Linked DNA regions of Homo sapiens: region 2 is linked to region 1. The links are chromatin contacts, found by Hi-C or POLR2A ChIA-PET in ENCODE. All regions are on one chromosome and are shown on one strand. The core of a region is the stretch at or near the end of the contact, and the rest is flanking DNA. Distances in the headings are between cores, read along the strand shown.

Evidence for each region. A loop is a pair of places that touch in the nucleus more often than their neighbours do. ChIA-PET counts read pairs that join two places held with the same protein, here RNA polymerase II (POLR2A). Pooled maps may share reads with other maps.
Region 2: a map of K562 shows a loop between it and region 1 (2.4-fold over the local background). The contact joins two enhancer-like sites. A Hi-C loop is called at or near these places in 4 of 168 maps with a recorded cell type or tissue (Caco-2, K562, esophagus muscularis mucosa and 1 more), 3 of 37 single-sample maps with no recorded cell type and 7 of 50 pooled maps. POLR2A ChIA-PET finds 5 or more read pairs at or near these places in 3 of 52 experiments (MCF 10A, activated T-cell and activated naive CD4-positive, alpha-beta T cell).

Annotation. Positions count from the first base shown.
Region 1 is chr3:101,811,817-101,817,577 of GRCh38, forward strand. It overlaps NXPE3 (neurexophilin and PC-esterase domain family member 3), which reads left to right. Exons shown (of 8, transcript NM_145037.4): 7 at 4,979-5,185. Among named protein-coding and RNA genes, the nearest start is that of NFKBIZ, 35 kb to the right of the region's middle. Within about 2 kb of position 3,080, at least 2 of the 41 ENCODE cell types and tissues checked have a DNase peak (open chromatin) inside an H3K27ac peak, as active enhancers do.
Region 2 is chr3:101,962,355-101,968,115 of GRCh38, forward strand. The region is part of intron 2 of RDUR (RIG-I dependent antiviral response regulator RNA); the gene reads left to right. Among named protein-coding and RNA genes, the nearest start is that of RDUR, 24 kb to the left of the region's middle. Within about 2 kb of position 2,582, at least 3 of the 41 ENCODE cell types and tissues checked have a DNase peak (open chromatin) inside an H3K27ac peak, as active enhancers do.

The DNA of each region.
Region 1 (5,761 bases), core at 1,830-4,329:
TCTGCCTCCTGGGTTCAAGCAATTCTTCTGCCTCAGCTTCCCAAGTAGCTACCATTGCAGGCACAATGCCACCATGCCTGGCTAATTTTTGTATTTTTAGTAAAGATGTGGTTTTGTATGTTGGCCAGCCTGGTCTGAAACTCCTGACCTCAAGTGATCCGCCTGCCTTGGCTTCCTAAAGTGTTGGGATTACAGGTGTGAGCCACCACTGTACCTGGCCTGCAGTAGTGAAATTTATCAACCTTCTAGTATACAAATGATGAAGTGAATGATAGTGTTTCATGTTATGCAGTAAAAACGAAACTAGTCATTTTGTGGATGAGACCTCATCTGATGTTGATTTCTAGAAAATGGCAGATAAATGTTATAACAAATGGGACAAAGCTATTTTATTTTTAAAAAATTTAATTATCTGGATGCAGATGTCAAAGGGACAAAGCTATTTTAAAGACAACTACTTTCCAATTACTGGAAAGAATAATTTGATACAGAATATCTTTAATTTCGTTAACCGGGAAAATCAAAGGGCCCATGTTCTGCATATAAAACTACTAACTGATAGCATTTGAGGGAAGGAAGCCTCCTCAATATATCAGCAAAATGTATTTCTTTGTAAGTGGTACCACCTCTACCACTACCTGCCTCTACGCTTATTGAGAAACTTTGCCAAGTCACTCTGTGACTTGCTTTCTTCATCTTTAAAAGGTATTTCGACGGCCGGGCGCAGTGGCTCATGCCTGTAATCCCAGGACTTTGGGAGGCCGAGGCGGGTGGGTCATGAGGTCAGGAGATGAGACCATTCTGGCTAACACGGTGAAACCCCATCTCTACTAAAAATGCAAAAAACTAGCCGGGCGTGGTGGCAGGCGCCTGTAGTCCCAGCTACTCAGGAGGCTGAGGCAGGAGAATGGCGTGAACCCGGGAGGCGGAGGTTGCAGTGAGCCGAGATTGCGCCACTGCACTCCAGTCTGGGTGACAGAGTGAGACTCCGTCTCAAAAAAAAAAAAAAAAAAAAAAAAAAAAAAAGATATTTGGACTAGCTACTCTCTAAGGTCCCATTCAACAGTCTATGAATTTATAGAATTTCTATCTATATAGCATTCTTAGCTTACCTCTGTAAACTGCAGAGGTTTTAGGGGACTAAAATATATAGGAAAGAAAATTAAATTTCCAAGGTTTCATAGGGGGAATTCAAGGAGTAAACTCAAACTCAAGCCATTACAATTACTGTGTAGCTGGGCCCTTCTCATATTCCCAGCACTTGACAGAGTGTTCCTAACCAGCTCAATATACACTATCCTCATTCCTCATCCTGCTGAGGGCTGTCCCTCCCTACTGACCTTATCCCAAGCTTCCTATGCTCATGGCAGTCTCTGGTGCAGGGAATTGGTTGATCCCATTTCTTCTGTCTTGTTTTCCCCCTTATAAACTGTGTACTCCCCTTTGTCCTGCCTTTTACTGTTCTTAATTCTGCAGACAATTCCATACCATAAAATTAATGGACAGGTTTGCTGCACATCTCACCCCGCAGCCCTCCCTGCCCCGCCCCACCTCAATTCACGTTGTGTCCTTTTCGTCCAACTCTTTCTGGATGATTTAGGGAAATTTATCTCTCTGCCTTTTTCTCTTTCGTTTTGTTCCATCTTTGGCCCAGACAGCCCTCATTATGGCTAATGGATTACATGGCGTGACACCCTTTGGAGGAAAATGCAAACCATGGGCTTTAAAGAGAAGCCAAGAAATTTTAGAGATGCAGGGACATTACTTTCAAATAATAAAAAATATCCCTTCTGGTTTTGCCCAAATCTTCATATCTGCTTTTACAACCACCTCTGTTTAAACTTCTTCCTTCACCAGCAATTTTCAAGATAACCATAAAGTTGAGTAATAACTCATTTTTATTTTTTGTTTTAATTATTTTTATTCCATGTGAATAGTACATTAGGGGTTATATTATCTATTTAGGAGACTTTCATATCTCAGTTATCTTACATGAACTGCATTGTGAGTTCCAAGAAACACCATTTAAACAGCCACAGACTTCTTAAAAATCATATTAAAATTGTCAGGAAATGTTTTTGTCCCAGTTGACCATAAGGGGGCAACATAGGTATGTGCATTTCATTTAAAAAATATGATTTTTTTCTCATGTAGCATGCAGCATGTTTAAAGAATTAATGTCAGATTTAGTAATTGATTTGCTTTCCTTAGCTCTGGTAGTAAATATAATTAACATTTGAATGGAAATGGTAATTGTTTCCTGTGTGACATATACTTTTCTTTATAACACATATTTGACACAGAATAACCGAGTCTACCGAATTAACAGTGGTAAAAAATTGTAACATCAAAATAACTTTTAATTCTCATTCTAGTAAATGTTTTCTGTGGGCCCTAGGTGTCGTCTCTGGAGCTCTCTAACTATGCAGCCTCGATGTACTGATATAATGAGGGAGCTTTGCACAAGGTGCAGTAACATATTAAAGCTACACTTGATAACATGTTGAGAAATTATTTTTGAACAAGCCTAGGAAATGTTTACCCTACATGCCCCCGACAATTTTTCTTTGATAATCGCATTTGCCAAATAAAGCTTTTAAAATCAGCGTTCAGTTTCCTTTTCTACTTGGGCTCTGAACCTGCAAAGAATTAGCAGATGCCGAAGAAAAAAAGATTAGATATGCACTCTGTGTCAAATAGAACATCATCTTTGGAGGGATAAAAACCAAAATAATTTGGAGTAACACAGATAATGTCAAGTCAAATAAGCTAAAAGTAGTCACAAATAGGGGAGTCACTTAAATTTAAATTTCTGAGTTGTGTAAGCATTTAGAGTCCAAATTGTGGCTTAATAGGTGACTATAGAATGACTGGACTTTGATAAAGGTTGTGTAAGAAAATGATATAACCTGGTGGTTTCTTGAAGATTGTAGGTTTGAATAATTGTTAGAAATGAATAAATATATACCTTCAAGAAAAAAAAAAAGAAATGGTTAACATCTATAAACATCTGTTTTTGAGAAGTGATCTAGCACACAGTGGTTAAGATCATGGGCTTTGGGCTCACTTGCTTGGGCCAGGTGCTGGCTTTGCTCCTTACTAGCTCAGCTCTGGGACCTTGGTCAAGTTGTTTAGCTGTTCTGAAAGGTAGGGATAGTGATAGGACCTACTTCAAAGAGTTACTGTGAGCATATGAGATAATACGTTTGCTCAGAATAGTGTCTGAGGCAGAGTAAACTTGCAAGAAATATTAGCCATCACAGTCTGTTTTGAAGCATGTAACGTGTGGCATTTTCTACAGGAGGTGTTAGGGCAGAAGGATGTTGACTTTCCCTCTGAAAGGTCGTTTTGCTTGTGTTATCAAGTGTAACTAGGTTACAACCAGGAGGTACACATTGGTGATGTATTTTTAGCATTGTTCATTATATATAAAGACTTTCTGAACCTTTTGTATAATGGAGAATAATCCGTTAGATTGTCTGCCATTAGTTTGTTCTCCATATTAAGTGGTGTTTTTTTGGAATTAAAATTAAAATTTGAAGATGGGATTCATGGATTCTAACTTTGCTTTTAATGGGCTGAAAACAGTGAACTAATACTACTCTGTATGTGTAAAGTATTAGTCTAAGTTGTTACTTGCCTCGCAGGCATGTGGGTGAGAAACTGTTCTCTTCTGGGAGAATGCTGGATAAATGCTTATGTCCACACATTTCCTTTGGTTTTGTCTTCCTTTATATTTGGCTTTGATAAAAACATATGTAATCAGGCTGGGCATGGTGGCTCACGCCTGTAATTCTAGCACTTTGGGAGGTCGAGGCGGGCGGATCACTTGAGATCAGAAGTTTGAGATCAGCCTGGCCAACATAGTGAAACCCCATCTGTACTAAAAGTGCAAAAATTGGCCAGGCGTGGTGGCTCACGCCTGTAATCCCAGCACTTTGGGAGGCCGAGGTGGGTGATCACAACGTCAAGAGATTGAGACCATCTTGGCCAACGTGATGAAACCCTATCTCTACTAAAAATACAAAAATTAACTGGGTGTGGTGGTACACGCCTGTACTCCCAGCTACTCGGGAGGCTGAGGCAGGAGAATCGCTTGAACCCAGGAGGCAGAGGTTGCAGTGAGCTGAGATCATGCCACTGCACTCCAGCCTGGCGACAGAGCGAGACTCTGTCTCGGAAAAAAAAAAAGCAAAACTTAGCCAGGCATGGTAATGCGTGCCTGTAATCCCAGTTACTTGGGAGGCTGAGGCAGGAGAATCACTTGAACCCAGGAGGCGGAGGTTGCAGTGAGCCGAGATTGTGCCACTGCACTCCAGCCTGGGCAAAAAGAGTGAGACTCCATCTCAAAAAAAATGTAAGCAGAGGGAATGCTGAAAGTCCCTCCTTTCCTTTCTGTCCACCAATACCTTCATGCCCATTTCAGATCTTCCCATTTTTGTACAAAGGAAAACCTTTTTTTTTTTTAATTTTACTTTTAAGTTCTGGGATACATGTGCAGAATGTGCAGGTTTATTACATAGGTATACATGTAGTTTGCTGCACCTGTCAACCCATCATCTAGGTTTTAAGCCTTGTATTTGTCCTAATGCTCTCCCTCCCCTTCCCCCCAACCCCCCGACAGGCCACGGTGTGTGATGTTCCTCTCCCTGTGTCCATGTGTTCTCATTGTTCAACTCCTACTTATGAGTGAGAACATGTGGTGTTTGGTTTTCTGTTCCTGTGTTAGTTTGCTGAGAATGATGACTTCCAGCTTCATCCATGTCCCTGCAAAGGACATGAACTCATTCTTTTTTATGGCTGTGGAAAACCTTTTTTTAATCAGGAGAAAAGTCTGGGATTTGAGGTCTGACAGCAGGAAATGTTTCCCACATGCTATCAGGCTAACAAATACATGGGCATAATTGTTTCTTGGGACATTTTTCATCTATTGTTGGAGGAGAATATTAAAATATTTGTTTTTCTTTTTTCTTTGCAGAAACTAACAGTCTAGAACTATCTCAAGGCTCAGGAACTTTTCCTTCTGGGTATTATTATAAAGACCAGTGGAGGCCCAGAAAGTTTAAGATGCGTCAGTTTAATGACCCTGACAACATTACAGAGTGCTTACAAAGAAAAGTGGTGCATTTATTTGGTGACTCAACAATCAGGCAATGGTTTGAATACCTTACTACATTTGTTCCAGGTTGGTACTGTGCCTTTTGTTTCGTAACTCTTTCCCACATCAGCTTTGAAATAAGCAGACTCACTCAGGTGCCTGAAGAAAGGTTATCAGGTGAGGAAACATATATTTCTGTGTAGGACTAAAGAGGTACCCAAACCCTGGAGAGATGTGTGACAGTTTCTGATCAATAGCTGTGTTGTGTTGTACTCATGGAAGCACTGGGTTCTCATTGAGGTTTATGTCACTGATGAGCTGTATGACTTTGGACAAGTCATTTACTTTTTAGGGCTTCATTTCTCCATGTGTGAGATGAGACAGCTGGACCATGTCACTTCACAGGTGTCTTTCCCTTCTAATATTCTGGGTTGTAAAATAGAGGTGGGCATTTCCAGTTGTTTCTCCCCTAGTTCTGTCTCATCCAACTCCAAGTTTATAGTAGCTTTGAGTAGAAGGAAGCAGCCAGACCTATGGTAGTCCATATTGCATCCTTGCAGCAAAGCCATCCCTGTGTCATCCATTGGGCCTACCATTGGTGTGACTCTGAGATGGAGTTGGCTCCTCCTGAGGGAGTCTGGGTAAGTTCCAGCATTCTTAGCT
Region 2 (5,761 bases), core at 1,332-3,831, 150 kb after region 1:
GTGGTGAGAATGGTAAGGTTGGAGATAAGGGGAGGTGTCATCATGGAATCAAAGAAACAGTTTTTGGTTTTTGGGGTCTTGGTGACATCACCTTTTTCTTTGCTCCTGGCCTCCCTAAAACCTCCCTTCTGTCTCACCCTTCCTGCTCTGTCTCCTGCTCTTTTTTTCTCTAGCTCTATGGTAGTTTACTAGGGCTGCTGGAATGAAGTACCGTAAGCTTGGTGTCTTAAACAACAGAAATTTATTGTCTCACAGAGCTGGAGGCTAGAATTCTGAAATAAAGGTGGCAGGGCCATATTTCCTCCTAAGATTCAATGGCAGAATATTTTCTTGCCTCTTCCTATCTTCCTAGCTTCTTCTGGTGGTTGCCAGCAATCCTTGCCATATCTTGGCTTGTAGACATGTTATTCCAATCTTTGCCCTCATCTTTATAGGGCATTCTTCCCTGTGCGTCTCTATGTCTCCTCACATGGCATTCTCATTGTGTGTCTGTGTTCTCATTTTCTTCTTCTTATAAGAATACCAGTTACTGGATTGGGGCCCACCCTAATCCAGCATGACCTCATCCTAACTTGATTACATCTTCAAGATCTTATTACCAAACAAGGTCACATTCTGAGGTTCCATGTGGACATAAATTTTGGGGGATGCTCTTCAACCCAGTACAAGCTCACTTACTCTGTAGAGTGCAGTAAAAGTAGCACTGACTTAGAAATTAGACATTCTAAGTACTAATTGTGCTTGTGCTACTAATTATATAATACAGACTTTGGAGTTCACAAGCAGGGGTTCAAATCTCAGCTTTGTCATTTAACTACCTTGAGCCTCAGAGTAGTAAAATCAAATGATTTTATTTTTGAGATTCAGCTTTCAAATTCTAGTCACTCCTTTGGGCTATTTCTTTTTCTTACTCTGCCATGCCCATCTAATCCCTTTCCTCTTTAACAACTTGACCTCTTAATTCCAGTTTTCTTCCTCCTTAATTCTCCTCTTTATCCTTTTCTTCCCACTTTAGAAAAACATTATTTCTTTTAAATAATAGAGACAGGGTCTCACCGTGTTGCCCAGGCTAGTCTCAAACTCCTGGGCTCAAGCAGTCCCCCAACCCTGGCCTTCTAAAGTGCTGGGATTACAGGCATTAGCTACCATGCCTGGCCTCTCCCCAGTTTTTTTCCTTACAACTAGGATGATATTCATCCTGGTTTGTCCAGGAACAATCCCAGTTTATGCCCATTGTCACAGTATAATTATTGATAATGCCCCCTTCTACTTTCAAAGCATTCTGGTTTAATGATGAGTTAAATGATTGCCCTACTTAGAGTGTTTTCATAACACTTAGACCTGCCTCTATCACTGCATGATTCACAATGTACTATGTTATTGTATTTTAATTGTTTTTTGGATTTGTCTCCTTGGTGGGATTTAGGGTAGTCACTGGGAATGATTTTCTTCATTTCTGCAGACTCCACCATATATACCTGGCATTGGGAGGAGCTCAGTCATGCTGCTTGGACATGGGAATGTTTTTGAAACCTTGCTTCTTTCATTTTGTGCATAGCAGGTGTTCAATAAATCATTTTTAATTGAAGTAGATAGCTGTCTATTATGAAAATGAGAAATGAACTTGACAAGAACACTGCTTCTTCTCTCTGCCCTCCTTTATTTGTCATCATTAGCTCAGAGATCTCATTTTACCTCCAGATTTGTGAGTCATTTCTTCCTCTTGCCTCACCCATAGCTATTTTAATTCTTTGAAAACTGGAGTTAGTTATCCTTTTCAAGCCTCCAGTGAGTGCTGCGGTGACCTGATTTCCAGTTGCTGGGTGCTTGCTTTGGGCAAGTGTACCTCCACGATTGAAATCTTCCCTCCACCCCGAGCTCCTGAGGCTCTCTCCACTCTGTCATCTGTTTCAGAAGCAGTTTTTGTACCACCTTGCTTTTACCTTTGAGGCCATACCCACTGTTGGTTACTTCATCCTGTGGCTATGTCTATACAAGTGAAATTAAGTGCATAATGAAGTCAATGGTGGGTTTAATTCAGGCCACTTTTGCCTGACACTTCTTTCTTTTGCTGTCAGCTCATCACCTCAGCACCCCCAACCCACTTATTGTTTGGAGGCTGGGATCTGCTATGCCACAGGAGTATTTTCTGAGCCTTGTCATTTACTTCAAATGATGGAAGACATTTTCTTTCTTCAGGAATTATGAGACCTAATCCACCTGGATTTAGCAAATGGGTTGTTCTTCCTGCTGGTTGCTAAAAACCATCACGTATTCAGTTTTCGACAAACAATTGTTGAGAACTTACTAGGTACAAGCAATAATACCAACACAATTATTGTCTTCAGGGAGTTCTCTAGAGGCTGCGGGCGTGCACTGCTCAAATCCACTTGCGTGAGAAGCTCATGAGGAGGGTAGTTAGCTGACAGTTTCCAGCTGCGGCCCCTCTGGCTCTGCCCCTGCATTCACGCTGACAAGTCACAGACTTCTGGGGATTCTTCTAGCTAGTAACTGAATGTGGTAGTTGTATGGTACCATGGTCAGGCTATTTCTGGCTGGCATGGGACTCCTCTAATGAGGAGTCTTTGCTTGAGGCCTCCTGGTCGGCCTGGCTCAGACTCAGTGCTGCAATGCCGTCTGACTCCTACTACCCAGTCCTCCTCCTTCCCTCCTATTCTGAAGGCCCTCCCTGCCCATGCTGGTTGCCCCTCCCCAAATCCTTCACAGGCGTTTCTCCCAAGAAATCTCCTGCATGACTAATTTTGTCTTGGCATCTTGTTCGTAGAAGAGTTGAGCTGACACAAGTTTCCAGTCCAGTATTGTAGATTAAACATGTGCACAAAGAACACAGCATACTCTTCATTATATTCCTCTCCAACATTAAGTGGTGAGATTAAAGTACAACAGGGACAGGTAATCTTAGATTGCGAAAAGAGGTATATTTTATATTTACCATAGTCTGTCATTTCCGAGAAGGCAAAGACCATGACCAACATAATTATTTGTTCAGGTGAACAGTTCTTTGTTCACTTGTCATGGGTGATAAGTAAAAGCACTTAAGAGAAGAAGAATAATAATAGTTGTGTAATTGTAATAATAATAATAATAATAATAATAATTTATTGAGGGCCCTGTCTCTGCCAGGCATTAGGTACTTTGTGTATCTTTTTTTCCAGTCTTCATAACAACCAAGCAAAGAAGGTATTGCTGTCATCCTCATTTTGCAGAAGAGGAAAGTGAAAAATGAAAGAGGTTAAATAGATTGCTCAAGGTTGTCCGGACGCAGTGGCTCACACCTGTAATCCCAGCACTTTGGGAGGCCGAGGTGGGAGGATCACCTGAGGTCAGGAGTTCAAGACCAGCCTGGCCAACATGGTGAAACCCCATCTCTACTGAAAATACAAAAATTAGCCAGGCATGGTGGCGCATGCCTGTAATCTCAGCTACTCAAGAGGCTGAGGCAGGAGAATTGCTTGAACCCGGGAGGTGGACGTTGCAGTGAATTGAGATTGCACCACTGTACTCCAGCCTGTGCAACACCACGCCTGGCTTAATTTTTGTATTTTTAGTAAAGATGGGGTTTTGCCATGTCGGCCGGGCTGGTCTCACACTCCTGACCTCAGGTGATCTGCCCACCTCTGCCTCAGATTATTCTTTTTCCTGTCTTAGAAAAAAAAAAAAAAAGATTGCTCAAGGTCACCCTGAAGCTAGTGAGTGGCTGTGCCAGGGTTTGGGTTTGTGAAGCTCTGATGCTCTTGAATTTCCCATGATACCATGCTCTGTCTTTAGGGTGATCTTCAGACTTAGGCCACATGGTAATCAGTCTGGGGAATTTGAGGAATATCCCTCCCAATGGGCTAGGGAGTCTATAGCCTAGACCAGATCTTAGTCCATGAGTTCTACATTCTTAATATTTCACAGTGTATTTTTAGGAACTTCTGAAAAAGAAGAATGATGTCTTCAAGATGGGCTTCTCCTTTTTTATTAGATCCTGTTGTCCAGAGTTGTAGAGCTAGAAAGTACCCTAGAAAAAAAGCCAGATACAAAAAGCCAATATGGTATGATTCCATTTATATGAAATTTCCAGAATAGGGAAGTGACTTAATGAGGGTGGGGTTTCTTTTTCGGGTAATGAAAATGTTCTGAAATTAGATAGTAGTAATGATTGCACAACTCTTTGAATATACTAAAAACCACTGAGTAAGTATAGTTTAAAAGAGTAAATATAATAAATATATATACAGTGTATTAGGCTTCCAGGCTCTCTTTAAGAACTCAAAAACTTGAGTTAGATAAAACTTCTTACATTACAAATGTTTAAGCTAAACTAAATTATGATTCATCTCTAGGCTTTTACCTTACTTCTAGAGGTCGAATGGCTTTCTTACTCTAAAATGGGTGCACACAGCTCACACTTCCAGATTATTTCTTTTTTATTTTTTGGAGATGGAGTCTTGCTCTGTTGCCCAGGCTGGAGTGCAGTGGCGTGATCTTGGCTTACTGCAACCTCTGCCTCCTGGGTTCAAGTGATTCTCCTGCCTTAGCCCCCTGGGTAGCTGGGATTACAGGCACGTCCACCATGCCCGAGTAATTTGTTTTTATTTTTATTTTTTATTATACTTTAGGTTCTAGGGTACATGTGCACAATGTGCAGCTTTGTTACATAGGTATACATGTGCCAAGTTGGTTTGCTGCACCCATCAACTCGTCATTTACATTAGGTATTTCTCCTAATGCTATCCCTCCCCCAGCCCCCCACCCTACGACAGGCCCTGGTGTATGATGTTCCCCTCCTTGTGTCCATGTGTTCTCATTGCTCAGCTCCCACTTATGAGTGAAAACGTGGTGTTTGGTTTTCTGTCCTTGTGATATTTTGCTGAGAATGATGGTTTCCAGCTTCATCCATGTCTCTGCAAAGGACATGAACTCATCCTTTTTTATGGCTGCATAGTATTCCAGGGTGTATATGTGCCACATATTCTTTATCCAGCCTATCATTGATGGGCATTTTGGTTGGATCCCTTTATTTCTTTCTCTTGCTTGATTGCCCTGGCCAGAACTTCCAATACTATGTTGAATAGGAGTGATGAGAGAGGGCATCCTTGTCTTGTGCTGGTTTTCAAAGGGAATGCTTCCAGTTCTTGCCCATTCAGTATGATATTGGCTGTGGATTTGTCATAAATAGCTCTTATTATTTTGAGATACATTCCATGAATACCTAGTTTATTGAGAGTTTTTAGCATGAAAGGCTGTTGAATTTTGTCAAAGGCCTTTTCTGTATCTATTGAGATAATCATGCGGTTTTTGTCTTTGGTTCTGTTTATGTGATAGATTATGTTTATTGATTTACATATGTTGAACCAGCCTTGCATCCCAGGGATGAAGCCGACTTGTTTGTGGTGGATAAGCTTTTGGATGTGCTGCTGGGTTTGGTTTGCCTGTATTTTATTGAGGACTTTTACATCGATGTTCATCAGGGATATTGGCCTAAACTTCCCTTTTTTTTTGTTTTGCCTTTGCCAGGCTTTGGTATCATGATGATGCTGGCTTCATAAAATGAGTTAGGGAGGATTCCCTCTTTTTCTATTGATTGGAATAGTTTCAGAAGGAATGGTGCCAGCTCCTCTTTGTACCTCTGATAGAATTTGGCTGTGAATCCGTCTGGTCCTGGATTTTTTTGGTTGGTAGGCTATTAATTACTGCCTCAATTTCAGAACCTGTTATTGGTCTGTTCAGATATTCAACTTCTTCCTGGTTTAGT